Regions from separate parts of the Mus musculus genome. Here region 2 is linked to region 1. The links are chromatin loops, found by intact Hi-C in ENCODE. Cell type or tissue: gastrocnemius. All regions are shown on one strand. Links, peaks and the distances in the headings refer to the core of each region. The heading gives the core; the rest is flanking DNA. Region 1 overlaps Cacnb4 (calcium channel, voltage-dependent, beta 4 subunit). Region 2 overlaps Neb (nebulin).

Region 1 (15,881 bases), core at 2,856-10,855:
ACTGTAGAACTGATCAGCTCTTCCCCATCACCTTCACTCTGGGACCTGGATGGCAGAACAACACTGGTGTGCAACTTTGCCGATTCCGTGGTCTTGGAGAAGAACACAGTAAATGCATATGTTGGCTGGTCTCCACGCACTTTTACCCATGGTTCACACGCCATGTCTGAGCCATAGTGTCCAGACATGTGGTGAGAAGTCTGCAGCAGGGACACCAGAGCTGAGACAGGAAGGATGGGTGGGGCGTGTTTTGGAGATGGTAGTGGTGGGGAGTAATGATAGAAGCAGAGAATTTAGAGATGGAAGAAATGGTCCATTCAGCCGTAGGGCCTTCCTAGACTCCCTGTGTCCAGCCAGTGGAGTGTGAACACTAACTGTCACTGGCAGGGGTGTGGCTCCAGGGTAAAGATGTGCTCACATAAGCCCTTGGTTTGATCCCTGGGAACATAGGAAAACCCAGTCACATGTGTTAGTTCAAGTCTAGCCTTCTTTTCATCTTAGAATTGGAGAATTGAGGTCTCATGGATATGACAAATGGGTTCTTTGTGTTAACATAACAGCATATTCTGTACCTTAAAATTCACATTTTCCTCTTGTTTCTATCCTCTTGCTTAACATTATTTTGGATAATTAAATTACGCATGCAAATTCCTCATCACAGTAGAACTCAATGGCTACAAGAACAATTTCGTAATTAGTTCTCTGAGCCATTAAAGCCCTGGAAGATGAAAATGGTCTAGAAGATTGTTTCCCCATGGTAGTTTTCTTATATTGATTTGAAACTGTGACTCCTTTGCATTGCACTAAAACTATCCGTATGAAGGAAGCTGCAGAAGAGGTTTGCCCTGGACCAAGGGTATTTCCAAGGCATGGTGTACTGTTCAGTGGCATGTTTGAGCTGGACGTGAGCACATTTTTGAAGCCCGTTCACTGTCTCCTGGTTGTCGATTTGTCTAAGGCCAGTGAGACGCAACCAGAAGGTAGAGGTGGTTACACGTAACAGGTCATTACAGAAGAAAAGCCAGGGTACCAGAGAAGCCTTATCGTGAATCAGTCCTCAGAGGCTCTGGAAAGCCTCCTGGGACAGATGGAGTCTTATATGCATGAACATCAGTTACACTGAAGTGGAAGGAACAGAGTACATGTGTGGGGTATGTGCCTCAGGGTTAACATGACCCTTGGGGCTAGTATGCTCTGGGGACCTTCTGGAAGTGCTCTGGCTATTCCCCATCCCTCTTTTATGAAGGTGTCCTACATTTCCAACACACAAGAGTAATTGCTACCAGTCCATGCCACCTGGAGTTGTCTTGCAATAGCAGTGACAAAGCACCCCTGTGGACCGTGGAGTACAGGGCAGGCACATGACGACATGAACATGTTCATGGACCCTTTGCTTTGTGTGATACCAGCATAGGAGAAAACGTGCCTGCTGCCTTAGATGAATCCACTGTTCTGTGACTATACAGCAGGGTGTGGTCAGTGCTTAGCATATCCCAGCATCCCAAAGGGAGCTGTGGATGTTTTCCCCATCACTTGAAAGGCCTGAATTATTTAAGCAGGAAGCTTATCTTCAAAAGAGATGTGGGAATTAAGTGAAAGAGATCCTTGATTGTGGAGACAGGGAAGCCTCCCACAATCGGGACAAGCTGGGAAATCTGTAGATGGTGATATCGGTTAGAAGCACAGCACAAGCTCATCCCACAGCGTATTAAGGAGACTGGGCCCCGTGTAGAGATCAGGCTCTCATGAGTGAAGCATTGTGAGTCTTACAGTCCTGCCTTGGGAAGGGTGTCTTGAAGAGGTTCCGGGAAGTCGTCTTTGTGCTGGGGAAAAGGACTCACATTGGTGAAGTTTTAGTGATCGATTTTTGCCCCTTCCTGGCCTTTTCTTGGGAGTTTCTCTCCTGCGTAACCCCCTAGAAGTTCCATTCTGGCAGCTGCTGAGGAAATATGGGCTTAGTGATATATCCCAGCCACACAGTCTTTGCTATGCGCTGTTCTCTTTCATTATCAATTCTGTATATACCTACTTTTTAAAAAGATAATTTAATTTATTTTAAATTATGTGTATATATGTGTGTCTATGTGTGGGTATGTGTCCAAGAGTATAGGTACCCGAAGAGGCCAGAAGAGGGAATTGGATCCCTGGAGCTGGAGTTATAGGCAGTTGTGAACTGCTCAGAGTGGGTGCTGGGAACTGAAGCTAGGTCCTCTGGAAAAGCAGGAAGGGCTGTTAACCACTGAGCTATCTCTCCAGTTCCATCTTTTCGTATTTATTTATTTATTTATTTATTTATCTCTTTATTTAGTGTGTGAGCCATCTCTCCAGTTCCATCTTTTCATATTGATTGATTGATTGATTGTGTATGTGTACGTGTGTGTGTGTGTGTGTGTGTGTATGTGTCTGTGTGTGTGTCTGTACCACCTCAGCATGCATGTGCCTCCTGTCTACGACTGTCCACTCTGTGCACCCCTGACTGCCATCATTCACAGTGCTGGGCTATAGTCAACCTTTCAGAGATCCCCAGGGAAGGAGAGTGCTCTTGTGTTCAGAATCTAGCTCTGGATTTGCTAGCTGGGTGACCATATGCCATTTGTTCTCTGCGTCTCAGGTTTATCCACCTCCACCCAAGTCATTGGTGATGTGAACACTGAAGGTATCCCAGGGTTCACACTAAAATCAGCATGGGCCATGGCGTCTGTTTTTGGCGTGTTTGCCACGCCCTTGTTCACGTTCTTCTACTGTACCAATTGAGGATGCTATCTCATCGTCACTTTCGGTAGCTCTATTACTTCTGCCCCACTGAATCTGAAATGAACTTAAGTCCTAAAAATCTTCCCATGTTCTGGATTGTTAAGCCCGCCAGTTGTATCCTGTTAAACGTGAGTAACAAGTATCTCAATGGGAGAATAGCATCTACCTCACAGGCTTGACCTGCTGTGTGGCTTGCCATGGCACGTGTAACATAAATGGCATACTGTCTAAAATATGGTAAAAAAGAAGACATGCTAGCCATAATCTTTATCATCGCTACTTGTTTAACACAGCTTAAGTTAATGGTTCCAGATGTAACGCAGTCAGTGAAGATTATTAGCGAATCTAACAGAGAAAGGGAACTCTACTTAAAGCTAATGAGCTCATGGTAAGTTAGTGGCTGAGTGCAATAGGTGATCAGGAAAACGTAAATGTTTGGACACTGTTCATTGATTGTTCCTGTTTTCTCGTAGTTTAGATTTATTTTTATTATTTCAAGTTATATATGTGTATGTGGAGGGGCTATGTGCACATGTGTGAGTACAGGTGCCTTCGGAGGCCAGAGGCATTGAGTCATCCCAGAGCTGGAGCAACAGGTGGCCGTGAGCCATCCGGCGTGGGCACAGGGACCGGAACCCTGCAAGGGCAGTGCACACACTTAACTGCTTAGTCATTGCTCCAGCCCCTCAACCCTTTAACGCTTGCTATAATTTAAAATTTGAATTGCAATATATCTATATCTATATCTATTTATATATATTTCAACCCTAGATAAAAAGATAAGACATCACTTGGTTATTTCTTAAAGTGTGCTGTACTCTCTAGCATTCAATCAGTTAAATATTTAATTTACTTACTTATTTCTGACACAGAGTCTTGTTTATGTAGCTCAGTCTGGCCTTGAACTCAAGACCTTCTTGCTTCTGTCTACCAGTGCTCATATTTGCATGTGTCCTTTTTCTTGATGGTTTTGAGCAGGTGGCTCTCACAACAGGAGAAGGAAAAAGACCAGGACAATTAGGTATCAGATGTCTGCAGAGGGAGACTGGGCTGACTGCAGACTGAAGGTATCCAGACGCTGACTGTATTTTCCTGTGTTGTCTTGAAAACCTCGGTCCACAGCTGCACAAGCATAGCATAGAGCAGGCCATTGCTCGAGCACAGATGTTGCTGTGTGCTTATGTGCAGGCGAGGATCCTCCCTACACCGGATCAACTTTAATTTTAGAGTAGTTGTAGATGTACAGATGGCCCTGTAGTCATCACCAAGGGTTTCTGGGCCTATCCTGGGGGGGAAGGGGTATATTCCTGCCCTATTATCATCTGACTGTAGTCTGGCACATTTGTTATAGTTAATGGACTGGTAATATTGACTTTGCTTCATTTAGATTTCCTTAGCTTTAGCCTGGTCCCCCTGACTCCCCACCCCCTTTTGTCTTAAGGTCACACCCAGGATGCCACATGATATGTAGTTGTCACATCTGCTAGGCTACTTTGGGATGTGACAGTTTTCTCTGGCCTATTTTCCACCCGCTTTGAGCTAATTTTTAAGAGGTGTCCTTTCTCGACTCAGGGAAGTGCAGGATGGTGATATTCATAGGGACATTCAACTCCCTCGTGAATCTTTCCATCAACAAATACTTACAGTACTTAGAGATGAAGTAGCTGAACCTAACAAAGGAGCCACAGTACATTGCCTTCCTTGTCTCATGCCAAGCCACTTTGCCCTTCACAGTGTTTGAAGATTCCCCCGGGGATCTTGTTAAAATGCAGACTTGTTTGGAACTTTCACAGCGGGGGTCAGGGTTTTGTGTTTTTAACAAGCTCCCAGGTGCAGCCATGCCACCCCTCCTCACCCTTAGGATGCAGACCCCACACTTAGGCAGAGCTCCACACCGGCTAGTGAGAGCCTGGGGAAGGATGGAGGATGGAGTGGTAGGTAAACTGCATGTCTGCCAGCAAGATGTTTGCAACTTAGAGAACAAAACGGGAGAAATAACCTAGACACAGAAGACTCAGTCTTGTGGGATTCGGTACATACGAGGTATTAAATGCAGAGACAGAAAGTAAAGTGGGATCACAGCTGTCTCGGGGAGGAGGGAATGGGGAGTTGGTGTTAGATGTGTACAGACTCAGTTTGTACAATGAGAAGATTTTGGAGGTGGATGGCAATGAAAGTTGCACAAAAAAAAAAAAAAAAAAAAAAAAAGCATGTCGTTAATACCACCGAACGGCACATTTAAAAAATTGTCAAAGTAGCAATATTTCTGGTGTGTGTATTCTACCACAATTGAAAACACTCTTTAAAAAGACACTGTGAGGGCTGGAGAAGTTAAGAGCACTGGCTGCTCTTCCAGAGGTCTCAGGTTCAACTCCCAGCACCCACATGGCAGCTTACAACTCTAACTCCAGTTGCAGGGGATCTGATGGTGCTTAACACAGACACAAAACAGTGCCCATAAACCAAAAATAAAAAATTGCTTAAAAGACTAGGTGTTAGAGTTGTCAGGAGAAAGATGAATGATGTCAGTAGAAGTTCAGACATGGAACTTGGGTAATGTGACAGGCACAACGTGCTTATAGACTCATTTCTAACAATGCTTTGAGGCAGCCACTTGTCATCTTGCTGTCCAGATGACAGGATCAAGAAGGGTCACAGAATGGGTTTGGAGGGCTGTTTTAGTCAGTGAAGTACTTGCTATTAATTCATCAGGACCTGAGTTAGATCTTCAGACCCAAAATGGAAAAGCCAGGCGTGGTGGCATGTCGCTGTAACCCCTGTGTGAGGGAGGTAGAGGCAGACAGAACCCTGAGGCTCCTTGGCCAGTCAGCCTAGTGTGAAGAGCTCTGGGCTAAATAAGAGACTCTGTTTCAAAAACCAAGTTGTCCAGCTCCTAGACACCACACCAAGACTGATCTCTGGTCCTTACATGCATTCTTTAGGGTCTCAACAGTGTCTTCCATGGTCGATAGTCAACATACATGGGAACAGTTTAAAGCAAGATGACGGGGCCCATGGGACTGTTGTGAATTGAGGAGAGCATGTCCCATTCAACCAAAATTCCAGGGACTTAGGCCACTGATAGGCTTGGGTAATATTGAAAGTTGGGAGGTCCTCAGATCCCTGATGATGTGCGTGCGGCCTGCGTCATGGGCATGCAAGACCATAAGACACATGGTGCATGTCTTCCTGGCTGTGTCAGTAGAGTAGGAATGAGTGCAGTTTCACCAAGTGCCGTAACTATGATGTTTGTAATACAGCAAGGATGGGTGGAGTAACTCCTGAGGGTAGGCAGTGTCCTGAGCACTCTGCTGTGGCCTCTAATGACCCATTCACTCATGGTTGTTATCTCTGTCGGCCACAGGGCAGAGCGGGCCAGGATGAGCACAGCAGAAACCCAGGGTGAACTGGTTGCACTTGTACTACTGTTAATTAACTCCAGCTTTCTGAAAGCTGCTGCTTTTGTTTCTTCATGGCACTGTACTACAAGAGCAATTTAAACAGGAACCGCTAGATGTCGCCACCCAGTGTTTCTTAAATGTGGCAGAAGCAAGGGACAGGGCAATTCTCCCTCTACCTTGAAGACAATGGAGCAAAAGCTCGATCATTTATGACTTCCTGTTGGAAAGTGTCACCCTGAGCAGCTACCACAGTGGACTATCTCCTTTCCACCCTTTGCCTTAGCTGACTGTTTGCTTGTGGGTTTTTTTTTTCTTTTTCTTTTTAATTTTACAAAAGGCAATGGGAACTGTCATTTCATACGTCAGCTTCTTCCCACACCAACTACAGGAGCTGCTGTAGGCAGGAGGGGAGGACAGAATTGACCACAGGGGCTTTGGTGGAGGTGGGGGTGGGGGGAAGGGAAGGAGTGAGGGAGGAGGGAAGGAGAGTAGGGGTAGGAAAGGCAGCTTGCTTCCTATTTAAATGCACTTATGAATTGCACCAGTGCTATAATTAGGCCCTTACTCCCAGCACTGGCAGGAGCGCAGCAAATATATGCTCAGCAGAGGCACAGTGGACCTTGTAAATTGTGTGAGACAGCAAGGAGCACCTGGGCAGGGAGGCGAGAGGGTCCTGCGCCTCTTGGTAGCAGAGGGTGATGGAGGGACACGTGCTGTTGGCTTTTTCAGAAGACAGGAGAGGGGAGGAGAAGCTTCATGCTGCCCTGGATAGAGGAAACTCACTCGTTTAGCACTGAGTTATCCAGTGTGCGGGCTCTGCTTCAAGTGCCCACAGAAGAGAATCACATTGAGCAAATCAGTCAAGTAAGGCTTCCCTCTTTCCCAGCTCCAGGCACTTTCTCTTCTGTGAACTTGCAGAGGATTCTCTAGCTCTAAATCCCATCAATACAGTGACAGATGACTTTTTTTTTTTAACTCAGTGCATCTAAGGCAGACAGTGAAGAGAACGTTCTTTAAAACAACGATATGTAACACAGACAAAGGTAGGCAGGGAGGTGGTGGGGGACCACGGGAAAACCTTGGAGCATTCATGGGAACTCATCTCTTAGCTTTTGGGCAGGAGGTTGAAGTACACAGGGTGAATTGGGAGCTGATTGAAAGGCAGGGCTGAAAAGGCTGCGAGAACGGCTGCACAGAGCTTTGGGAGACTCTGGAAAATCAAAAGAATGGTGCAGAGCAATGCTTTCAACTCAAGGAGGAAGAGGTCAGCCACAGACCAAACGCTGTGCTTTCTAGAGCCTTGCAGAAATGGTTTGTGATCAGGTAGAAGGCAATGCTTTGCCTCGGCAATAGAAGGAATTTGAAAAAAAATAATGTATTGTTTAACTATGTGTACCTTTGCGTGGGTCTCTGTGTGCACATACACATGGAGGGCAGAAGAGGGCAGCAGATTCGCTCTAGCTGGAGATAAAGTGGGTGTAAGGTGCCCAACAGATAGTGGGGACCAAACTTGGGTCCTCTGCACAAGGAACAAGTGTTCTTAACTGATAAGCCATGGCTCTTGCTCGAAGAATGGTTTATTACATTTTATTTATTTATTTGTTTGTTTGTCTATCTATCTACCTATTTATTTATTTATTTATTTATTTGATTTACAGTGTGTATGGGGGTAGGGTACATGCATGCCACAACATGCGGGTGAAGGTCAGAAAGCAGCTTGCAGGTGTCTCTTTTCTCCTTCCACTATTTTGGTCCCTGCAGCAAGTGCCTTTACTCCCTGTGCCATCTCACTAGCCTGACAGCACACATTTTGAAAATTTGGAACAACACTATTGAAGCTTTCCTTTGTGTTATTAATCCATACAGAGACTTTGTGTTAATCCACGAAATGCAAAGACTAAGCTCTCTCAAGTGGGAACACTGCTAACATTAGTCGTAACTTCTCCTCACTGGAGGGAATCAAAATTACTTCCATCTGCGTCCCGCGTCATCGCCAACACCACCTAGAAGGGAACTGGAATTCATATTCATTCATTCACACTCAGGACATTCAGATAGGAAGACTGCTGTGAATTTGAAGCCAGACTGAACTAATAGGGAGTTTCAGGGTAGGCCGGGCTACAGAATGAGAGTGTGCATCTCTGTCTCTCATACCATATAAAAACAATAGCAACACTAATAAGACCCTACTACACATTTGAGCCATGTATTATCTTATGGGATTCCATAAACAGAGGACCCCCAAAGAGATGGGAATTTCCCCAGGAATCTCATTCTGGGAGAAAAAAAAGGGTGCCAGCCCAGAGTGGGAAGTTGTCTGCTGGGAAGAGATTTTACACAGCTTTAATAACCTTTCAGACCATCTTACAGGATGAGACAGAAGCCCAGACAATGAAGAGCTGACATTTGGCAGGACCACACCTTGACCAGGACTGCCTGAAGACACAGATTGACTTGGGGGTGGGGAGGTCACTGGATTGTTTTGTTCCTGTATGTTTGATAGACGGTAGGAAGATGAGCACCCCAAGACCCAGCACCTAGGGGTTCAATAACTTGTCCAAGGTGATAATATTCTAGTAGGATATGTTGCATATTTGACCTCATATGGATTCTAACTAAAATGAATAGATTCCATTAATAACGACTTTGTTTGGAGGAAGTACCTTCTGAGTCTTTCTGTGCAGACTCTAGGGCGTGGCACTCTGCTACCTCAGAGCTGATGTATGTGCAGACAGACAGCCCAGCAATACATCTCCTATCAGTGTCAGTGCCATATAATGTGTGTGGCACTTAAAAAATCCTTAAAATAATATATTCCTAAGTCATTGAAAGAGTACCAACATAAATGTTTAAAGCAAGCAGAAAAGGGGGTGAGGGAGAAACTCATCTTGCAACTGTTTTTTTTGTTTTGTTTTGTTTTGTTTTGTTTTGTTTTTGTTTTTCAAGACCGATTCTCTGTGTAGCCCTGGCTGTCCTGGAACTCACTCTGTAGATCAGGCTGGCCTCGAACTCAGAAATCCACCTTCCTCTGCCTCTGCCTCTGCCTCCCAAGTGCTGGAATTAAAGGCGTGTACCACTACTGCCCGGCTTAAAACAAACAAACAAACAAACAAACAAACAAACAAACAAACCAACCGTGTAGCCCAGGCTTGTCTCGTGATCCTCCTGCCTCTGCCTCCTTCAGCAAATCCTACTGGTGTGCACCACTACCTGCAGGACTGTGTTTAGGAAGGTGTGTGGTGCCAGGAGTTCCAGCGTTCATGTGCCTCCTTCAGGCCTTTCCTAAGCCACTGAAGGGTGGTCTGCAGCTTCTTCTGTGGCCTTACACTGAGTGTGTGAGTGTGTGTGTGTGTGTGTGTGTGTGTGTGTGTGTGTGTAACTTTTGGGAATCCTGAGCCCTTTCAGGTCATTCTCTGGTAGGATAACTGACAGCATTTTCTTCCCTCCCCCACCCTCCCTCCTTGCCATTTCTGTGTTTGGAATAACATCTGCTATGCAGCAAGCCACAAGGTTTACCCATTGCCATCCTTTGATCTCACTATGTATCTAGGATAGCTTTGAACTCATGGGAAACAAAGTATCCTACTGCCTCCGCCTCCTGTGGAGCTGAGACTATAGGCCTGCACCACTGCACTTGGCTAGAAACAAAATTTTTGAAGACAATTAAACATCACATGTCCCTGGTATTTTGTCATAGTTTCGCCCTCTACCCACTGCTGCCTTGCTACTTCCTGGTTCTCCATAGCCCCTGGGCTCCCTCTTGCTTGAATCACAGCCTGCTGGAAGCTCCTTCCTCCCAGAGCACTTCTTACTCCAGGATTCATGTTTTCAAAAACTAGATGGACTCTGCCTTGATTAAGGGGGCTTTTGCTCATGCCTCAGCTCCCAGCAGACAGAGGATCCCAAAGAAATGGAATTTTCCCCAGTAATCTCATACCTGGGGAAGGAAAGAATGTTAGCTCAGAGGGGCATCTTGTCTCCAGGGAAGAGATTTTACACAGCTCCAACAACTTTTCAGACCATCTTATAGGATGTGACTATAAGTCTTTGGCAGGACCACACCTTGACCAGGATTGGTTAGATGTGTGTACCCTTGGTCCCTGTTTAAACTTTGATATCACTGAAGTCCTGAAGACAAAGAAGGACTTAGGGGGTTCACTGGCTCACTTTGTCCCTTTTTCCATTGAATAAAGCTTTTTTTCTGCTTTTTTACTTTTAAGTTGGCTCTTTTTATTGGCACCTTGAGGTCAGTGGTCAGAGCTGATTTGGGGCACAGGTTGTGACGCCGCCGCCCCCCCCCCAAGTCTGCTAACACTATCTCCTTCCACCTCCCCTGTGCAAGGTTTCCCGGACCAGGCAGACTGTCCAGAGGCTGGCCACAATGGCGATGTAGGCCATGCTCTGAATGCAGCCTCCTGGGCTTGGGTCTGGATGGCTGTTAATTACTGTACCCTTTGGCAGGTCAGCCAATAATGTGTAAACTGCACGTTCTGCTGGTGCTTTCAAGGTAGGTTGTGGAGATGGTTCGGTGCTTAGAGTAATACTTGCGATTCCGTAAGCATGAGGAAGCCTTAGCTGCCTCAGTAACAGCTGCAGGTGAGAGCCTCCATGAAGAGCCACTGGCTCGGTCACTGTGGAATGGGCGGGTCTGTGCTCGTATGGCACCTGGTTGTATTTCTGTTCACCCTGTGCCTGGATCTCATGGGAGGGATTCCTACTCACCTCCACAAGTCTCTATACCAGGGCTGAGGGCCCAGACTTGAAAGTGATGCAGAGTACCTCTGCTGAGAATAGGTGGCTGTCTTAGTTAGGGTTTTACTGCTGTGAACAGACACCATGACCAAGGCAAGTCTTATAAAAAGCAACATTTAATTGGGGCTGGCTTACAGGTTCAGAGGTTCAGTCCATTATCATCAAGGTGGGAGCATGGCAGCATCCAGGCAGACATGGCGCAGGAGGAGCTGAGAGTTCTGTATCTTCATCCAAAGGCTGCTAGTGGAAGACTGACTTCCAGGCAACTAGAGTGAGGATCTTATACCCACACCCACAGTGACACACCCATTCCAACCAGGTTACACCTATTCCAACAAGGCCACTCCTTCAGATGGTGCCACTCCCTGGTCCAAGGATATACAAACCATCACAGTGGCCGAGTGGACATGGGGAGGTGGATAGGGAGATCACCAGGTGAGGTGACTAGGTCAACAGCAATACTAAGAATGATGTACACTGTAATGGTTTTAATTCTTGGGTGGCATTTACGCTTGTCGAGAGCAAACTCTGGGATGGAAGAGGCTTCCTCTATGACTCGAGCATGTTAATTTTGAGTGTTCTTCAAGATCGCTTGTCCTGGGGTGAGCTGGTCTCCTAACTGTAAGAACAAAAACAACTAAGAGTATTAACATCACTGCATCCTTGCGAACAGATAGACGGCAAGCTATTTCCAACTATAGTATATTATCCTGTAATATAAGATACCTGTGGTGGGAGTGGGAATCGGAAACTAGAGCCACAAGAAGCTCATCCACAAAGGGAAAGCTTAATCAGGAATCCCAGCTGACTGCCTCAACGTCCCTAGCTGACTTCTGGTGGATGTTTGTAAGCCCTTGCTTTGATAATGTTATCTATTGATTGCATTCTTAACCGGGCTACTCTGGTTGTCTCTGCTTGTTTTGAGCAGTTTGAAAATTTATCTTCTACTTCTCTCTGCTTACTTTAACTTGCTAGATCCTTAATAAACTCCCCCACTCAGGACTGAAAACAGGGCTATCACTGATCATCCAGATTATATAGAACAACTGAGAAGGAAATGCTTTGGTGAAAGAGAAGTAAAGAGTCTAGACACGCTGAGCTTGTGTGTTGTGAGTCTAGACATGCATCAGTAACAATGATGACTGACAACCAGGGCCATAGTGGACCACACTGATGGAGTAATATGCTCTGGTCTCTGTACCCAGCCCCCCCCCCCTGCCCCCCCCCCCCGAGACTCTGACTCACCTATTTCCACAACAGTTTAATGAAGAGGACCCCAGATGCAGACTGGTTAAATCACTTGTGTAAGGCCATTCTGCTAATTGCGGTCAGACAGTCTAGAGCCATAGCTTACACATTTCCCACTACTCTCCCTAAACTCTGTGTCTGTAGTTTCAGAGGATGGCAGGTCTGAACATACAGGCATATATGATAAGGAATAATATTGCCAGAAATACCAAATTGCCAAAGCATTGTAATGTATACCTTTGATTCTAGCGCTTGGGAGGTAGAGGCGGAAGAATTACTAACTCAAGGCAGCTTCAGCTATGTAGGGCATTTATGGTCAGCCTGGGCTACATGAGATCTTGACTCAAAACAAACAACAAACAAACCCATCCACAGGTGGTAGAATTTGACATAGGATACAGTCTCAGCTTTCAGTTCCCATGGGAGACCCTAAAGAATGTTATAGGTGTTGGCTGAAAGAGTATCCTTTTCTGGCTTTGGTGAACATCATAGTTGAAGATGCAATTATGTGACAGAAGGTGGGAAAAAGTTCCCAGTGAAGTCCACATTACATTGATACATTATTGGTTGTCGCCCTCCCTTCACCTTTCAGTCAACAAGGTTTCTTTATAATGCTTGCAAATTCCTTAACTTAGCACTCTTGACCGAGAAGGGTGAAGTGTTACTATAGAGGGTACCTAGGAAGAAACAGATGTGGGAGCAGACTCCTAGCTCGACACTCCCTGCTGAGTTTTATTTAACAAAGAATATACGAAGTAGTATAGTATAATGAAACACTTGTTATGTCCTGGAGTTTGTTAGTAATTTTCATTTAACTTTAAGAGTGGCGTAGCCTGGACTGAAACAAAACCAAGTGTGGCTGCTAATGGTTTATTTGTACTCTATAAGCCATGTTTAATTACACAAGAGCAGGTTGAACACTGTGGCTCTCAGCTCTCACTGTGCATTAGAACTACCAAGGAGCTTGGAGAAATTGCACACCTAACCCCAACCCCTTCCGTTTCAGTCCAGGGACACGAGAATAGAAGTGTGGAGAGAAGCGTGGCTGGGGATGTTTGTTGTGTTGACTAGTGCATAGTTAATATAGTTGTGCTGCCAAATCGAGAGACTGGAGTAAAGGTTTTGCTCTCATTCCACAAATTCATAGAAATGATTTTTCTCTGGAGATATAAAGTGTGGGATCCTTAGCAGAACTGGAAATAATAAAGGTGCATACACTTAAATGACAGAAAATTTTGGTGCATTGCTGGAAGACATCAGGAGATGAACTTAGGTGGCTGGAGAGATGGCTCAGCAGTTAAGAGCACTGACTGCTCTTCCAGAGGTCCTGAGTTCAATTCCCAGCAACCACATGGTGGTTCACAACCATCTTCTGTTCTGTTTGTATTCATACACATTAAATAAATACATTTAAAAAAAAAGAAGATGGACTTAGATTAGGAGAACAGATAGTCCCCACCCCTCACCCCGAAGCCCATGTGCACTGCCCAAGGTGAACACACAGCTGGGAAACCTAGAGGAGACGTTCCGAAGTAACTTTAGTTGGCCTCTGAGTGATGATCAGGGTAATTAATTAAAAGACACTCAGTTCCCACGTTGTTTCATTGGTTAAACCACTTAAGGCAGCATTTGTTCCCAAGCTAAAGCTACAAGAATAAACCTGTGATAGGCTTTGGGTCTGAGTCATTGTCATTCTCATTTAGGTGGCAGAGGGAAGCAGGTGGTACCTCTGAGGCTTGAGAACTCCCGAGTTCCTCCTACTTTGGGGAAGGGCAGGTTACCTTGCTTGCTGGATACCCAAGGGGAATCCTAGCTGTCTACTTCCTGGTCTGTGTATTTGAGAATTCCCACAGATGGGAGCTGAAGTCAGGAGAGAGACCAGGTATGACTATGTGGGCTGACCATAGCATCGTGCTGATAATCCACATTTGGCTTGGGCAGTGGGTTCTTAGCCATGTCAATCACTGATTCTTCTGGGTGTTCTGAGTGGACATATTCTTTGCCTGTGTGACGTGTGTGTGTGTGTGTGTGTGTGTGTGTGTGTGTGTGAAGTAACAAGAGTGAGGCTGACAAGCATGGCTGATTTCTTCATAGCCTTCCTCATTCTCAGGTGTATGGGTGAACCATAGCAGTTCCCACAATAAAATAACACTGTGGTCCCCGTTTTATAAGATACTTAAGGGACTCTTGTCAAGTTGATATGGTGCAGGGTTCAGATGCAGATATATGGACTTTTGGGTAAGTTTTTTGTTATTGAATGCACCAAACTGATAGATTAATGAAGCTAAAAATATTGAGCAGTTTTTTCAAATGATGGCTCTTGTGTAGGTGGAAAAGGGGGTTCTCTGGTGGCGCTGCTGGGCATGGAGCATCCTAAACACAGTACCGGTGCCCTGGGCCCCAGTGGAAGGGCAGTGTTGCTGTAGGAAGAGTTGACTTAGGAATTTGATTATGAGTGGGTGGGTTGTGTGTTTGAGTTTCTTGGCACTTAACTCAGTGGTGTAAGACAACAGTTATTTTTTTCATAGTTTGGAAGGTGGTGAGTTTGGTATCTAGTTGTGAGTAGGGTTATCTTCTTTTAAGGGCAGCAGAGAAGAGTCTATTCATTTTCTGGTGGCCGTTGACATCACTCACTGTTCTGTGTCTCCATTACTCCAGCCTCCAGCATCCCATCATCTCTGCAATTCTTCATCTTCCCTCCTCTCTCATGAGGCTACTTGGTGTTACATCTCTGACCTATTCCTAACCGAAGATGCCCTCGTTTCAATATCTTTAACTTTAGTTAAGTTTTCAAATCCTGACACCCCAAATAAGGTGATGTTTAGGTACTCTGGGGATTTGAACACAGTCGTGTTTCATTGGAGGTGGGAGGCGCCATTCAACTCACTACAGGGTGGACATATTTTCTTTACTCATTTTTCAGGGTGAAATTAGCCTCTGGAAGTAAGGACCTGCTCCAACTGTCTAAGTAAAAGTAATCACCCCCTAGGGGCACATGCCTGCAATCTCAGCAGTTGTGAAGTGGAGACAAGAGAACCAGCCTGGAGTATGTGAGAATAAACAGATAGGCAGACAGTTCTGGCTAGTTATATGTCACCTTGACACAAGCTAGGGTCAAAGAGGAAGGGCTCCAATTAAGAAAATGCCTCCATAGGATCTGGCTGAAAACAAGCCTATAGGGCATTTTCTTAATTAGTGATCAGTTAAGGAGGGCCTGGCCCTGTCGCGTCCGCTCTCGACCAGCAAGAACGACACGACCACCAGTCCTTCTAACAGCAGTTTATTCAGTCCTGATTCTTCTTGTTTATATCTCCCCCGAACCTTGGGCCTCTCACTCCTTTTATACTCTCATCCACGCACAGCAGGCCACGCCGCCTCACCAGGCACGCAGCTTCAGCTAATCAGGGCAGTAGGGGCATATCTCCATCAAACTGGATTCACCGGTATCCTGGTGCACCTGCGCAGCTCTCAAGATGTTTGTGGCTTATATGAGGAAGTCAGGTGCAAGTCATACGACTTAGCTACAGTCCCTGGCGCCTTTGGGACTGCCGCCACACCCGCTCCTAACATGGCCCAATGTGAATGGGGCCATCTCTGGACTGGTGGTCCTGGGTTCTATAAGAGAGCAGACTGAGCAAGCCGTGCAGAGCAAGCCAGTAAGTAGCATCCCTCCATGGGTACTACATCAGCTTCCGCCTCCAGGTTCCTGTCCTGTTTGAGTTCCTG
Region 2 (15,881 bases), core at 3,922-11,921, 270 kb after region 1:
GAGAATAATACAAATCCTGATGTGATTCATTTTGTAAGGTTTTGGGTTTTCCCCATGATATACAGAATGATGAAATGCCTATAGGAATTGCAACTGGTCTTTCTTAGCCACTTAAACGTTAAGATCAAGAATTTAAGCTTTATTTTTAATAGCCTTTCATTTCCAGGTCTCCTTTGCTTTTTCTTGATCTAAACCACTTGAAACGATTCTTATTATTTTGTTTTATGTTGACGATGCTGGAGGTGGAACATAGGATCTTGTACATGCTAAGCAAGGGCTCTACCATTGAGCGACAGCCTCAGCCCTCACTTAAGAAGACATGATTAAGACTCTCTAATTTTTTTTAAAATACTCCCTCAAGATATTTAATGAGATCTCTGAAAATACAGGTTACAGGTGATGTCTTAGTCAATATCTAGGCTATACATGGTACGTGTCTTCATATGGATGTATGAATATAATACGCATTTTCCTGCTTTGGCTTGTTTTGTATATGGAAAAGGAGCACCGGGGATGTCAGAATGACTGAAATTAGAACATTATACACCAAGGTCACTGTGTTAGTTTTTACTTCATAGCCACGTGTTTTATTTTCAGACAATTACAGAAGTCTATGAGACCACAACGACAAGGACATCGGACTATGGCCAATCAGAAACTGCCACACCAGCGCTGGCACAGCCACAACCAGCAAAGCCGGTGGAGCGGAAGAAGGTCATCCGAAAGAAGGTGGACTCGTCCAAGTTCATGACCCCCTACATTCAACACAGTCAGAAAATGCAGGATCTTTTCAGCTCAGTAAGTTAAGCACCACCTCCTATGCAGTTGTATGACTGAGAAGTTACTGATCAGTTTTGTAGAAATGTGCCTTTTATGGGTGACTCTGGATTGTTGAGTAGCTCACCCAAGCCACTGCAACATCAGGATGAACCCTTGTTGTTACCACAAGATGACACAGGAGTTAACTATAAAACACGTGTTGCATAGCCAATCCAGAGCAACAGAAACACGAATATTTTATTTCTTTACTTATTTACTGGAAGTCTGTTCATAGAAGCTGAGTTGTACAGATAAACTGAGTACAAGAGCCTTGTAGGGTATCCAATGGCATGGATGATTATAAAATGGTTTTCAAGAAGGACTTGTGATTCAGAAAACCAAGATGAGACTGAACTCATTTGAAAGTGAGGATCAGAGCATTTAAGGGTAACCCAGGACCATGAGGTTTCTGCAGAGCTGCACAACCAGTTTGCCTACAAGATTTAAAACTACTGGTGCTCAGAGCATTCCTGCTTAATGTCTGAGGCTCAATCTGGTACAAAAGGAGTCTTCAAAGCTGCCAGGTGTCCTCACATGTACCCTGGAATGAGGATGATTGAAGAGTCAATGTTCTCTGCTTCTTACAGTCCCACCACAGTCCTGTAATGGGCAGTGCCTGCCAGGACAGAGATACACCTATTTCAGTAGATCTGATTTGTTGATTTCCATGTCAGGCTAAGATCTCTCTAGGGAGCTTGATTCTATGTGGTCTAGATGCTTGGAGAGATGTGCTGTTCAGGGGGACATCATGTTATGTGGGACCAAAACCAAGACCTAAAGTTTCCATGTGTGACTGGCCTCTAAAGATTCGATTTTGGTTGTATTAATTCCTGGAGATTATGAAGTAAATTTCTAATTTGGATCTTTGAAGGATTCTAAACAAGACCTTCTTGCTTCCTTCTCTCTACAGTGTTCAATAAAGACAAAATTATCTCATTAATTTATTGCCATATAATCTCACTAATTTGGACTTTAGGAACCTGGAATTTCTGATATTCTGAGTGGAGTGCTGGCACCCCCCCACACACACACACCCACACCACAGACTGCCAGTGGCTGATGTCTAAATAGTCAGTGTAATTTAAATTGTTGACTATTCAAGAATATTCTTTGAGGGCCTTGATAGTTATAAACGATGCATATTATTACTAAAGCAAGGATTCACTGAATAGCTAGCAGAAATAATAACTTTGCATATCATTATAAAATAGTCCATAATTTGGGCTTCCCATTAATTCAGCTGGCACCATGGCTTTGTAACCACTGCGGTTCAGCTGCAGCTTCTAAAGTCTGTCTGCGTTGTATCAGCAATTAAGTCTTTTCAGGCCCAAGTCATTTTCTTGAATAATCTATATTCAGGCTTTTGTATATGTGTGCAACCTAAAAAAAAAAATCAAGAGAATTATTTTCGAGCATATCCAAGACAATTGTCTGTAACAACACTCCAGGATCCTATCCTGTTTTGGAGGAACAATTTACAAATCTATTTTAGTTTTTGCTGAGAGGGTATGGGACAGAATGAAAGCTGTTGCAACTGATAATTGTTATTCCTTAAAGGATTTTTTTAAAAAATCAGATGAGGATGTGTGTGCTGCCTGAACTTTCTGCTGCTGTCTGGTCCCGTTCCAGGCTAATATCTAGTATTCTTTTCAGAATAAATACAAAGAGAACTATGAGAAAGCAAAGGGACAGCCATACGCCATCACAAGTGATACTCCAGAACTTCGCAGAATCAAGAAAGTCCAGGATCAACTCAGTGAGGTGGGCTTCATTCCTCAAGTAAAGGAGGTTCTCTGTGGATCTTCCTAGCTAAAATTCAGGCTTCTTTGCTTTGTGATGCAAGCATACAGTCTTTGGCTTATAAGAGCCTTAGATGTATGTCCATGCTGGTTGTGAAGTTCAGTCATGTGTTGTTTCTGCAGGTTAAGTATCGAATGGATGGAGATGTTGCTAAAACTATCTGTCATGTGGATGAAAAAGCAAAAGACATTGAACATGCTAAGAAAGTGTCGCAGCAAGTCAGCAAGGTAAGGTCATGTTGATGAGTGGCCCTGGGATAGTCAACAGCATGCGTAGGGTCCATTTCTGTGTGGATTGAGTGCCATAATCCTGCTCACAGATTATGTGAGCGGGATGTTTACATGGAATAGCAGGCTTCACAGAGGACTGAAGTGGCCTGTAGCTTGCTGGGGATGGATTGAAGATTTCTTGACTTGCCTGAAAAGGCATTTGCTACTCTGTTGGGGGAGGGGGCAGGATGCTGCAAAAGTACAGTCCTGATATCTTGTCTATTTGTTTGTTTATTTATTTATTTACTGCAAGATAAAAGCCAAGATCTTATTTGCTGTTTAAACTTTGAAATAGATTTGTAAGTTATCAGTTGTTGCCATTGAAAATCAGAAATTTTCTTTCTCTTTTTCATTATTCTTTTGTGAGTATTCCTTTTTCATTAATTAATTAATTTTAAAAATTATTCTCTCATATATTACATCCTGACTACAATCTCCTCTCTCTCCACTTCTCCCAATCCCCAGCCCAGATCCACTCCTCCATTTCCCTTTAAAACAAAATCAGGCCATCTTGTTTGTTTTTAAAGGGGTTTAGAAAGCAAAAGTTTTATGAGAAATTTCCAAGCTCAAATGTGGGCAGCTAATTAAAGGGTTCTAGACTATCATGTAAGTCAAAAGAAAGCTGTATTAATTAGCTTATCACAATCTTTGAAAGAAATTGAAAATCAGAATCAGAAGGTGTTGTTGTTGTTGTTGTTGTTTAGCAAAAATTTACTGATGCTGAGAAGGAATACTAGGATGTTAGCATGGTCAACACTTTCCTAGTTGTGTGCAGCCAACTTCACTGCTCTGTCAAGCCATCGTTGTCCATCTGTTCTCTCTCTAGGTTTTATACAAGCAGAACTGGGAAGACACCAAGGATAAGTACCTGCTTCCCCCTGATGCCCCTGAACTTGTCCAAGCCGTCAAGAACACAGCCATGTTCAGTAAGGTGAGGAGGGCTAGCTCTGTCTAATGTCCCATTGCACACTTCAAGCCATAGCTGCTGAACTTTTGACAACTTGGAGCACAGCTTCTCTGTGTTTCTGCAAGTAGCCTCAGGGCTTGTGTGGGACTATGGCTTGACCAGGAGGACCCTCAGACCCTGTTGAGGATCATGCTTGGGCAGGGTGGCTGAAAGTCCCTGGAGAACCTGAACAACGTGTGGGTGGGAACATAACATGGAGAGAATCAAGACGCACCAGGGAACTGATTAGGGAGTTGACCAAGCAGTGGTTGGTTTGTTTCTTTGTTTGTTTAGATTGTCAGTTTTTCTTTGGATATCCCTGGCTGTCACCCTAATTAGCAGTTTGTTTTATGATAGAACTTCCCTGTTCCTTAGGCAGGAGGCAGGTAAAGTCATAGATAGTAGACAGCATCTAAAAGTACGACTTTTTAGAGGTAGGACAAGCTACTAACAAAAATAAATAACGTGGACCAATGGAGGAGGGAGGTTGTCTGTGACTTTTCCTGACCTCGGCTCTCACCTTGCTCTTGGTGCCTCATGTCATCGATGCAGTTCAAATGGTATATTTCATGTATTGCTTGTTTTCTCACCACTTCTTGCTCTTCTCTGATTAGAAACTGTACACTGAAGACTGGGAAGCAGACAAGGCATTGTTTTATCCCTATAATGACAGTCCGGAGCTGAGAAGGGTAGCCCAGGCCCAGAAAGCACTGAGTGATGTAAGTGAAATACACTGGGTACCATCTGAATGTGGGGTCGGGAAAGCCTGGGCCACGTCTTTCAGTCCTTAGGAAAGATCCAAAGTCATTATTACAGAGGACTATATCTACAGTCAAAATATATTATGTGTATTTATCTCAGCAATAATTTATACTTTATATTAGATATAATTTAACCCAACCCCTTCTTCCTTCATGTGAGGAACCTAAGCTCATACCAGTAGTGGCAGAGTCTAGACTTAGACCCCAAGACTAATAATGTTCTTCCCACCAAACCATATATCATTTTCTCCCTTGGCTCGGCCAAAGCTATTCTGTGGTGATTGAGGAGTGGCATTTTTTAAAAACAGCCATTGGAGTCACATCCCTCCCTTTGAAAATGTACTAAGGGAACATGGTCACTTCAGAGCATTTATCTCTGTCCTACCATCCGCCATCGCCTGAATGGGATGTTTCTCTCTACTGCCTGGGGATGCTTGAAACCTGCTTGCACAGTTTATCCCACTGAGAGAGAGAGCCTGGAAATGCTTTGTGTAGGGGCTATTTTCAGAGTTAGTAAAAAAAAAAAAAATCAGCAGGCCACTTGCCAGGATTTTATGTCCTAGGTCTTGAAAACAGTGTACTAGAGGAACTTTAAAAGACCTTAAAATCTTCAGCCCTGGAACCAACCATGGCAGAGTCCCATACCCTTGTTTTGAGGTTTTTGCTTTGTTTTGTTTTCCTTCTTGGGTTTACTGGAAGTCTTCTAGACTTACAAAAGATCCAGGCTTTGGCAGAGAACTATCTTATGAAATGGCCTGTTACCTGGTATTCAGTTGTCATCCAGAGGAACTCAATGTAGACTTAACAAAGCAGTGAGACTTACACAAGATTTACTTCCAGTTAATGCTAGGATCCCGGATGAATCAACATCGCCATTTTATGATGTCTTTAACTCCGAGGTCTAATGTTTGCTGCCTTTCTTTGCTTTGACCTGCAAATTTTAATGGATTTGTTTTGACCCAACTTTTGATTAAAATTCAACTCATATCAATGTATACTTCCATAGGGCAGGTTAGGAAAGAGATCAAAATGGAACTTTGAAGCCACCTAACACACTGTACCCATTTTAAAATATATGCACTTCCTGCTTCTCTTTTAGGATAAAAATTTTGGGTTTGTATCTCACAAATTCACAATTTTGTGATGAGGTCATATTCTGGCTGATGAAAAACTTATAATGGTATCTATGGTTTTTAATTCAAGTGAGTGAATGGATTGTATAGCAAAAAAAAAAAAAAAAAAAAAAAAAAAAAAAAAAAAAAAAGAAAGGTAAATGAACAAATAGCCAATAGCAAGTGGATAGCAGAACATCAACTTGGGTGCTTACAACACAGAGCAGGAATGACTGGGGAAACCTGAAGCAATTATGCTGGGTTCCCAATGGAGAGTGACAGGCAGAACGTCTTCTCTCTGAATGAGCTCCTGGCTCCCTGTCCCCACTGCAGGCATTTCATACCGTGCCGTAGGTAACAGTAACAGTGGTTGGAAATGGATTACCGTCTGCCTGTTCAGAAGGAAGCTGTTTGATGTCCTGTTTTCTTGTCACAGTGTCAAGGGCTAGCCTGTCCCTGGACAAGGAATCTCAGAGGACATGAGATAAATGCTCTTAAGTCCAAGCCAAGCCTTGTTCATAATACAGGTCCTTATCAAGTAATAAATAGCTATGTATTGAAAGTTTATTGTATATGAATTTATAGCAGAACAAGAAAGTTCATCCTTTTCCTTTAAAATATCATACTGGCAGGATAAAAGTATTATATGTCAAATAAAAATAAAAAGACCAGAAATGTCTGCTCGTTGCTATGAGAAAGGTCACACAGAAGAAATGATGGAAATCTGGGTGATGATGAAGAAAGACATTTCAGGCTCAGGAACCACTTAATCAACGGGAAAGGGCCACATGAGTCTCGGATGTTAGAGAACGATAAAAGTGGGTGCCTCATTTGTAGGGTTCTTATTAAATTGCTAGAGCAGGACCTTAGGAATCAAACTGGTGTACAAGTCTGGGCAATAAGTCAACATGAGGTGCAAGTGACGACAAGAGGCCAATGAAAGAAGAGTCTGAAGAAACTCGTGATAGACCAAAAGAAAACTCAAACTTGTGACTATTCATAGAACTCTAATTTGGCAGTGCAGATGTAGCAAAGGGAAAGAAAGGAACCATAAGATAATAAATATTAAGTGTTAATGACAGTAGATATTGGAGACAAAGGAGAGAACGAAGCCATGGGAAAGTTATTACCACATAACACATGTACTTAGACATATGTATTATGGAGAAAGAAACAGACATAAAACGACAGGGAAAGTGTTTGGATCGAGGCATTCTATGGATAAAGTAGATGTTGAGGCTATGAAATCCTCATAGACATGAGATCAGGATAAGAACTTAATGTTTAAAAGTCATCAGGGTAAATGTGATAGCTGAAGACAAGAACCTTAGGAGGGAAGCAGCAAAATAAGTCAAGGACAGAGTCCTGGAGAACACTCAACTGCAGGACACCTAGAAAGGAGCCAGCACAAGACGAGGGGACAGAGAGGCTGAAGGGGAGTCTGAAAATGCCATGTCATGTAGGCACAGGGAGAGTTGTCCAAGAAGACCCGGTCTGCACACCTCTCTTTTCCACAAAACAATGACTAAGAAATGTTTCCATACCACTTAAAGTTGGCTGTGCCTTTGAGATATCGCAAAAATGAAAACAAAAAAGAACTTACAAGAATGAACTAAAAATGTCCACTCTGACTCTGCAGTTAGGAGACAGCTTTATTTTTATTGCTGACCAAGTATGCACCAAGTATCATATTACTAGTATGGCTATTAATACTATTGTTAGCAACATGAGCTTTACAGTCTCTAGCTCAGAGCTGTTGTCTACAGAACATATTCCCATGTGGGCACGTAGCCTTCAAGCCGGGGCCTTATATTAGTCACTCTTGTTCTCTCTCTACCTTATTTATGCATCTTATTAAATACTACTTACCATGTTTGGATTAAGAATGTCTTTAAACTGATCTGGAGCACAGAATTCTAACCAGCCAGAACTCTGAGCATTGTTTCTGAAAAAAAGAGATTTGGTGATCTGATTTCTCAGGAACTTTTTTTTTTAAAGATTTATTTATTATATGTAAGTACACTGTAGCTGTCTTAGGACACCCCAGAAGAGGGCATCAGATTTCTTACGGATGGTTGTGAGCCACCATGTGGTTGCTGGGATTTGAACTCGGTGAACTTGGGATCTTCGGAAGTGTTCTTAATCACTGAGCCATCTCACCAGCCCTCTGAGGAACTTTTTGACGAGTTGTCACACTTGATAAGCATCTCTCCTGTTTGAATGCTACTCTCCCTAAGGACTTAGAAGTCATGGAAAATTCCACTTTCCCTTTACCTAAAATAAAGTTTTTATGTACTTAAATTAAGCAGGGGGATGTATACCTATCATCTACTTTTTTTTTTTTAAAGATAAGTCTTTTATATCTCAGTTAACTGTACTAAGTTAATACTATTTATTTATTTATTTTAGATATTTTTCTTAACTTACATTTCAAATGTTATCCCCTTTCCTGGTTTCCCCTCTGAAACCTCCTATCCCCTCCCGCTCCCCCTTCTCACTAACCCACCCATTCCTGCCTTCCTGGCATTCCCCTATACTGGAGCACAGAACCTTCACAGGACCAAGGGCCTCTCACCCCCATTGATGACCAGCAAGGCCATCCTCTGCTGCATATGCAGCCATGAGTCCCACCATGTGTTTTCTATGGTTGGTGGTTTAGTCCCAGAGAGCTCTGGGGATGCTGGTTAGTTCATATTGTTCCTCCTATGGGACTGCAAACCCCTTCAGCTCCCTGGGTTCTTTCTCAAGCTCCTTCACTGGGGACCCTGTTCTCCATCCAATAGATGGCTGTGAGCATCCACTTCTGTATTTGTCAGGCACTGGCAAAGCCTCTCAGGAGACAGCTATATCAGGCTCCTGTAAGTTGATACTATTAAGAGACATTTAGACCAGGTATAAGATAATTGTGGTCTTGGAATGAGCCAGTTTATTTTCTAACATAAATAAGAATATTGTCATGTTGAAGTGAAGGTATTGTGTGATAGAAGAGTGGGAAGATGACTTCCAGTCCAGTTTCTGCTGGAGTCAGTCCCTGACCACTCCCACTAGTTAGAAGATTCAGGAAGGCAGGCAGAGAGGAGAGATGAGATGAAGGGAGTCTGTGATTTATATGTACCAGACTTCTTTGTTTTGTTTTGCTTTTTTTTTAAAGACAATAGAAGCTTTAACAGGCTGAAAGGAAGGAGGTAGTAAGGAGTGAGAGGCAGAAGCTGTGAGACATAGCAGGGACAGTTGATGGAGGAGCCATGTACAAATGGCAGGAGAGGGGATGGTAGAAAGCTCAGGAGGCCCCTGAGGACTGCTTCTTAGAGCCCAAGCAGAAGGTCAGAGGTAAACTGTAAGTCCAAAGCCCCTCCTTTCTCCACAAGAGAGACCACTGGAGTAGAACAGAGTTCAAGACCTGCTTCTGGGAGCCTGGACACATCATGGGATACTCAAGTTTCACTGAAGACAAAGTGGCAGCTGGACATCATAAAGTCATAGAGTGGTAGACATAGAGCCCCAGGCAAGTTCCAGTTCACAGAACCAAAAATTGGGTAGACGACCTATAGAGTTCACGTTAGGTGCTTGAAGTCTTACTCCCATACACCTTGTTTCTATGCCCTTCTTAACCCCACTTACAATGTTAGCATCATCCCATCGGTTAGTGTGTGTGATTCTCCCCTGTACCACTCAGCATCCTGGGTCAGAGAATAGAATGATATGTAATTAAGTTATCTAGAAGTGGGCGTGGCTAAGTAGGTATGAAGAAAAGACAAGATTGAGAGTGGAGGATGTTAGCGAAAAGAAAACTTGCCATTGCCAAGGATGCTATGAAGACAGATGCAAAGAAACAGGCCAAGGACCAAGAATCCTTGAGAAGAGAGAAGACTCAAACAGAAATGAGTGAGAGTCCTGAGAGGCAGGGCGTGTAAACCAGGGGACAGTCGAGGCTCAGTAGTGCACAATAATTAAATGTGAGAGACAAAACATTGGCGTTGTTAAAAGGGCCAAGGAGCAAGTGCAGTATGAAAAATGAGGGCTGATTTTCCAGATGCATATGAGCATTCTTGCCTTTTACTTTTTGTCAGATTGCCTACAAAAAAGGACTCACTGAGCAGCAAACTCAGTTCACGTCCCTGCCTGATCCTCCTGAGGTCGAATTTGCCAAGAAAGTAACCAACCAAGTGAGCAAGGTAAGCATAGAGCAGTGGGTGGGCCCTGTCTCTCTTGGCAACCTACTGATGGTGAACTGAAAGAAGAAACAGAAGCACCAGGGGTATGATTGCATATGCCCTGCCTCCCTCCCCCCCCCCCCAAAAAAAAACCCTTTACACCAAAAACAGCACATGTGCTGATCACATAAATGGCTTCAGTGGTTAGTGAACTTGGTGACTCAGTGATTTTTAAATGTCACAGTCACCTCTTGATAAGGCAGCTTATTGGCTTATAGCCACTTGACATTTTCCGAGAAAGATACCCAGGTCACTGACTGACTAAGCTACACCCTCTGTGGAGGCTGCGGTTTAACTTGGGGGATGGGGAGACACCCTGGCAGTCTTATGTACACTCAGTCAGATGTGGACAGACTGCATGAGTGAGCTCTCAGACAAGGCTCAATGGCCAGTGGTGGGGCCAGCACTTTAAGAGCTTTGAAACCCTAGCAAGCTGCTGCTTTTGCCTATATTTAGCCAGATAAAGTAACACAGAAGGATGCAGCTGTGGCAAGGAATGCAGGGAGACAAGTGTTCGGCTGGTACATAGGCCGAGCTAAGTCCTGTTGTGATGAGGTCCCATCGGGCCACTCTCTCTGAGACACAGCTGCTTTTATCTTCCCTTCTTTTCCTCTGAAAGTCGAGACTCAGTTTCATCTTCTGCTTCAATTTTGACTGAACTTCAGGATTCATTTTTTCTCTTTCTTCTTCTTTTTCTTTTTCTTTTTTTCTTTTTCTCTTTCTCCTCCTCCTCCTCCTCCTCCTCCTCCTCCTCCTCCTTCTCCTCTTCTTCTTCTTCTTCTTCTTCTTCTTCTTCTTCTTCTTCTTCTTCTTCTTCTTCTTCTTCTCTCTCTCTCTCTCTCTCTCTCTCTCTCTCTCTCTCTCTCTCTCTCTCTTTCTCTTTTAGCTAGAGGTGGGCTATTGAAAGAAAAGATAGAAATGATATAATCTCTCCCACAGTGTTTTTAGCTTCTCCTTTTGAAGAGTATTTAATGTAAAACCCAGGGGCTGTGTATGTATAGTAAAATTAGTGAGGACACTAGCAACCTTCCCCTAGGGCTGAGCAGAAAGAGGTTAAATGAAGGACTTTGCATATTGACATGGCTTCTGGGTGTGTCCATAGCAGAGAAAAAGATAGAACAAAAAGATTGTTTGGGAGAAGTTGTATTCCAAGTGGTCATTTCAAAATAATCCATTTTTAATTTGTATGTAAAGACTATCTCAATTCGAGTAGAATTCTTTTTTATCTAATTTGAGCATGCAGAGTGGACATTTGGAAGTGACTTTTAACTTGCTTTCAAACTTTCCCATAGCCACTCTCCATCAATTTAGATCCACCAATGAAAAACAAGTTGTGCAATTCTGTAAGGCAGCCCTTAGACAAAGCTGACAACTGAGCTCTTAAAACATGACTAGAAAAAAAAAACCCTGAGAATATTAGGGGATTTAGACTCCTACAATAAATTATAGGCAGAGTATCTTAAACAGCAGGCTCTAGCTTCTCAAAGTCTCAGAAAAGTGAAAGTCAAAATGAAATGCCATCACATTATAAGCTAAGAATTCCATTTATGAATTGGAAGAGGGCACATACCTGAGTCTGTTCCCCTAACACCGAGTCTTTCTTTCACACAGGAAGCATAGCCTGGATCTTAAATGCTTACCATGAAGTAAAAACAAATGTAAAATAGCCCGTCTCTGTTTATACCAACTATGTGCTAGAATGGTAGTGCATTGGATCTATTAGGTTAAGTAAAGTATATTAAAGTTCTCTTCCCGCCTGTTCTTTTGCATCTTAAGAGATATGGCTTCTGGACTAGCTTCGTGTCAGGTCTGTCTGGACTGCACACTGTTTGGAGAGGGTGACACAGTATTAAGTACTTGGTAAGAGTTGCACACCTAACTTTGACCTTGTAGAATAATCTGAGCTGAGTGGCTGAAGATGAAGGTCGCTGGGTTTGGCCACAGAGACATAATTTATCCAAGTCTTATCCAGATTCCTAGAGTCTGTTGTGCATCAAAAATACCAGTCTCTTTAGTGAGAAATATTGTACATGGTAGTCATCCAGCAACATGGCATCCAAGCAGAGGCCCAGGCTGCCAAGGGTGACTTCTTTTTGATGCTTTCCCTCATCTTCCCCACGGTCAGGCTTTTTGGATTCCCCACCTCAGCATCTTTGTAGCATCTTTTTCTCCAAAATAGATTTAAAATGTCTCTCTTTCAGACACTTAAAACTCTTGATGCTTCCTTGCCAAGCTATGCCTTCCGTGCCTACTGTCCTTTTTACAGCTTCCTGTTCAGCTGGTAATGATCATACTCTGGCAACGGTTGCACTGATATTACATCCTCTCCATTGGCTCTTCTTACTCTCCTTTTCACAGTATATTCATTTCCTTTTATCTTTGCTAAAACCAGGAGCTTTATGCCAGCACCCTTCTCAGTCTTGGGTATGCTGTGTAGGTGTGACTTAGGTGAATAACGCAGGATCCTGACTTGTTCCTACAACAGATATTCCAGGTGAGAGAACAGGCTCACCAGGACCTGCTGAACGTGGATTCTGCATACACCATTGGGAAGTGCCTTTAGTTTCTCTGTGCTTGCCTCTTTGCTTCCCTCCGGTAGTTTCTCTGTGGAACCTGGAAAGCTTTTGTAAAAAGTATGTCTTGCAGCGGCACATTGTTAAGTAACACGGAGCCCTGATCTTCTGAAATATTCTATTGCATTGAACTAGGGAGATGCCTATGGATCTCACCATAAGGCATTTTATTGAGTCTGGAAAGTAACTCTGGACCAACTACGGTCAATAATGTAACCCAGTGAGGATGCCCTACATGCTCTGAACAATAACTTCTCTGCTAATGGAGATGACTGGTAGCTCAGTGCTAAGCTACTTAGAAGAGAAGTGATTAACTCCTTTCAGTTTCTTTCCATTTGGTAACCATATAAAAACTACCGGTGCCTATCTGGAAAGTGGAAAATGAAGCCATGAGTTTAAGCAAAACACCAGGAAGCCTAATTTTGAAGCCCAGTGCCATTAGCTGTCTAGTGGTAAGGAGAGCCTATGGTTTAAGGAAACAACCACTGTGCCTACTGGCATCTGGTCACCTCCCCCTACAAAGTTGATATTCAGAGCTTGGATCTGACCTGGTATCCTTTCCTCTATTTAACAAGTTTCAGGGAAACTTCAGTCCGATCTTTCTTCTAGGCTGTCATTGATCAACTACAAGAGAGTGGGAGGGAAGATTAAGGAGAAAGTCTCAGGGTTAGACAGAAAGTTCGATGCTGGGCTTCCGATATGGGGGAGACTGCCCACGAGGACACTGCCTGCCTTTTCCTTTCGCCTTCTGGTCAGAGACCTGTCCCTTTGACCTCCTTCCTTCCTGCACATAAAGGGGAATGAGGAGGGTACCCTCCTCAGCAATTAGCAAGCTACAGCCACCCCTTCTCCCATGCAGGGGGACCCCTTACTGACATAAGAGGACTTGGGTATAGACTGTGAGTGATCAGTCCCCAGCCAGACCCATGGCAGGAGGAAATAGCAAGCTTTTATTCCTGGAAGGTGAGAAGAGAGGAAGGACCTTGGAGGAGATGTCGGGGTGGTTTTGTGCTCTGCTCTTTATCTTGTTTAACTACTTCCTCAAAAGCCACAAGTCTATCTCTGTTGTGAGAATTACACTCCTACTCAGTTCTCTGCTGCAAAGCTACACACCCAGCACCCGTTTCTCTGTAACAGCCCAGGGCTGGCCAGGAATAGTATCTGCTGCTTCTCAGTGTTTCAGTGTTGTCACAAAGACCTCTGTATATCAGCTTTTTGATGCCTCAGGTCTCATCTCTTTGCCTAAAGTCCTGAACTGCCCGGCATTCTCCCAACCCCCACCCCACCCCCCGCACAGATCATCAGAAAGACTTAAAGACTGAACCCTGAAATGGGGGAGCATCAAAAACTTCTGAAATGGTTTTTTGTTCTTTGCTTTTTATGTTTGACTACTTTTTATTGTTTTCCTTATTTAGTTTGGTTTTGGCTTTTTGAGACAGAGTCTTACCATAGAACCCAGGCTAATTTTGAATTCATGATTCCCTTGCCTCAAGACTTCTAAAGCACTTTTTTTTTTTTTTTTTTTTTTTGTAACAGATATCTGCCACCATGTTCAAATCAGACTTTTGGAAGCGTTAGTGTTTATGGGTATTTTATTCATCTATCTGATTCTTAAGAAACCTGTTTCCCAAAAGATTAGAAGTACTTCTACGGGCAGCCTTGGCAAGTCCCCAAATCTATTAATTCACTTTCGTTTTGTATTGGGGATTTACTTCAACAGAGGAGGTGTCTTAGTTAGGGTTTCTATTGCCGTGAAGGGACACCGTGACCATGGCAACTCTCAATAAGAAAAACATTTTATTGGGCCTGCTTTCAGCTTCAGAAGTTTAGTCCATTATCATCACGGCAGGAAGCGTGGTGGGGAACAAGCAGGTAGACACCATGCTGGAAAGATAGCTGAGAGCTCCACATCTGGATTGGTAGGCTGTAGGGAGAGACAGACAGCATCTGAAACCTCAAAGCCCACCACCAGTGGCACACTTCCTCCAACAAGGCCACTCCTACTCTAACAAAGCCTCACCTCCTGATAGTGCCACTCCCTCTGAGCCTATGGGGTTGTTTTCATTCAAACCATCATAGGAGGGTAGCTGAATTAGTTAGCAGTCTACTGTAGAGTTTGTTGTTCTGTTTTTGTCTGTTGAGGTAGGTTCTTTCCATGTAACCCAGGATGGCTTGATCTCAAGATTCTACTGTGTCTGCAGATCTGAGTCTTAGACAAATTCAGTTTCTCTCTCTGTGTGTCTGCCTCTCTATCTGTCTCTCTTGTCTAATATACAGTTTTCTCCATTTCCTTATGAGTTGTCATTATTATAATTACTGTACCATACATTTGCTTAGTGCTGTAGATACACAAAGCATCTTTATCATATGATCTTGCTTTATCTTTCTAGCAATGTTCTGTGTAAAATACAGCAGCAGCCCTTGGGATTGAGAAAGTTGAAGTGCTGAATCATTAAGTCAAAACTTTAATAATGACTGTGTCCAGTCATGGGCACTAAAAATCCAGAGATCTAAAATGAACAGCTATAAAAGCTGTTCACGGATAATTAGCATATTGACCATTGCAAAAACAGGAAATAGGGCATTTGGGAGAAATCTGCACTTCCTTTTACGCTGGTTCTGTACATCAGAGCTTGAGTTAGCAGTATAATGGCGAAGGACTTTCTAGTTCCATGAAGGGTGTGGTCGAGGTATAGGTGCATGCAAGCCACCTGACACTGTCTTTGGCATAGCCATGTTAGTCAAGGAGAGTCATTCTAACCCTGCTCTAGCTTTGCCTCATAGTCCCAGATCTGGGGTTGTGTAGGTTAATTCTGTTCCAAGAACACATGGGCCATGATAATTCATAGCAATGTATCTTAGATCAGTGGTGAGGTAACTTCTGCACAGCACTATTTGACTTAGAGTCTAAGTCCCCAAAGTTAACAAAGATAACTAAGAAAGATAGTCTTCTTATCTCTCTCCTTGTTCCCCTTAAGTCAACTTTCTTGCTGGGTCAGTAGACCAGAGTGCAAGATAACTTGAAGATATTCATTGAGGACCTAATACGAACCTCGTCAAGATATTTAATCGTGTACTACAGTCAATTCCTGTTTGTCAACTCTTGATTTCTGTTTTTATTTCATTTTTTAACTCCTCCAGCAAAAATATAAAGAAGACTATGAGAAGAAAGTCAAAGGAAAATGGAGTGAGACACCATGCTTTGAAATTGCAACAGCCAGAATGAATGCTGACAATCTCAGCTCAGTAAGCCGGGATCCGGGGCCAGATGTCCTGGGAGGATAGCTCTTTCTCTAACAGCTTTCAGCTGCTTGCAACATCTCAAGGAATTCTAGAATTCTAGACACTATCTTGACCAAATCACATGGTTTCTACCTTAATTTTCAT

What was found. A loop is a pair of places that touch in the nucleus more often than their neighbours do. Peaks named below come from ENCODE experiments on the same cell type or tissue, not always from the same donor. Only the 100,000 strongest peaks of a DNase experiment are listed, where the experiment ranks them.
Region 2: a loop joins it to region 1, with 3 times the contacts of the local background. A loop is called at or near these places in 3 of 42 quality-filtered maps.

The regions. Positions count from the first base shown.
Region 1 is chr2:52,581,480-52,597,360 of GRCm38, reverse strand. The region is part of intron 2 of Cacnb4 (calcium channel, voltage-dependent, beta 4 subunit); the gene reads left to right. Among named protein-coding and RNA genes, the nearest start is that of Cacnb4, 87 kb to the left of the region's middle. In gastrocnemius, for the core only: CTCF peaks have their summits at 6,258 and 7,579 (motif pointing right); DNase peaks (open chromatin) are centred at 3,344, 6,260 and 6,833; H3K4me3 peaks cover 301 bases; H3K27ac peaks cover 1,420 bases.
Region 2 is chr2:52,313,635-52,329,515 of GRCm38, reverse strand. It overlaps Neb (nebulin), which reads left to right. Exons shown (of 157, transcript NM_010889.1): 5 at 598-798; 6 at 2,473-2,580; 7 at 2,742-2,846; 8 at 3,715-3,819; 9 at 4,449-4,553; 10 at 9,778-9,882; 11 at 15,636-15,740. It overlaps 4930573O16Rik (RIKEN cDNA 4930573O16 gene), which reads right to left. Exons shown (of 4, transcript NR_040620.1): 4 at 14,276-14,418. Among named protein-coding and RNA genes, the nearest start is that of Neb, 17 kb to the left of the region's middle. In gastrocnemius, for the core only: no CTCF peak of the experiment used is centred there; no DNase peak of the experiment used is centred there; H3K4me3 peaks cover 6,108 bases; H3K27ac peaks cover 6,825 bases.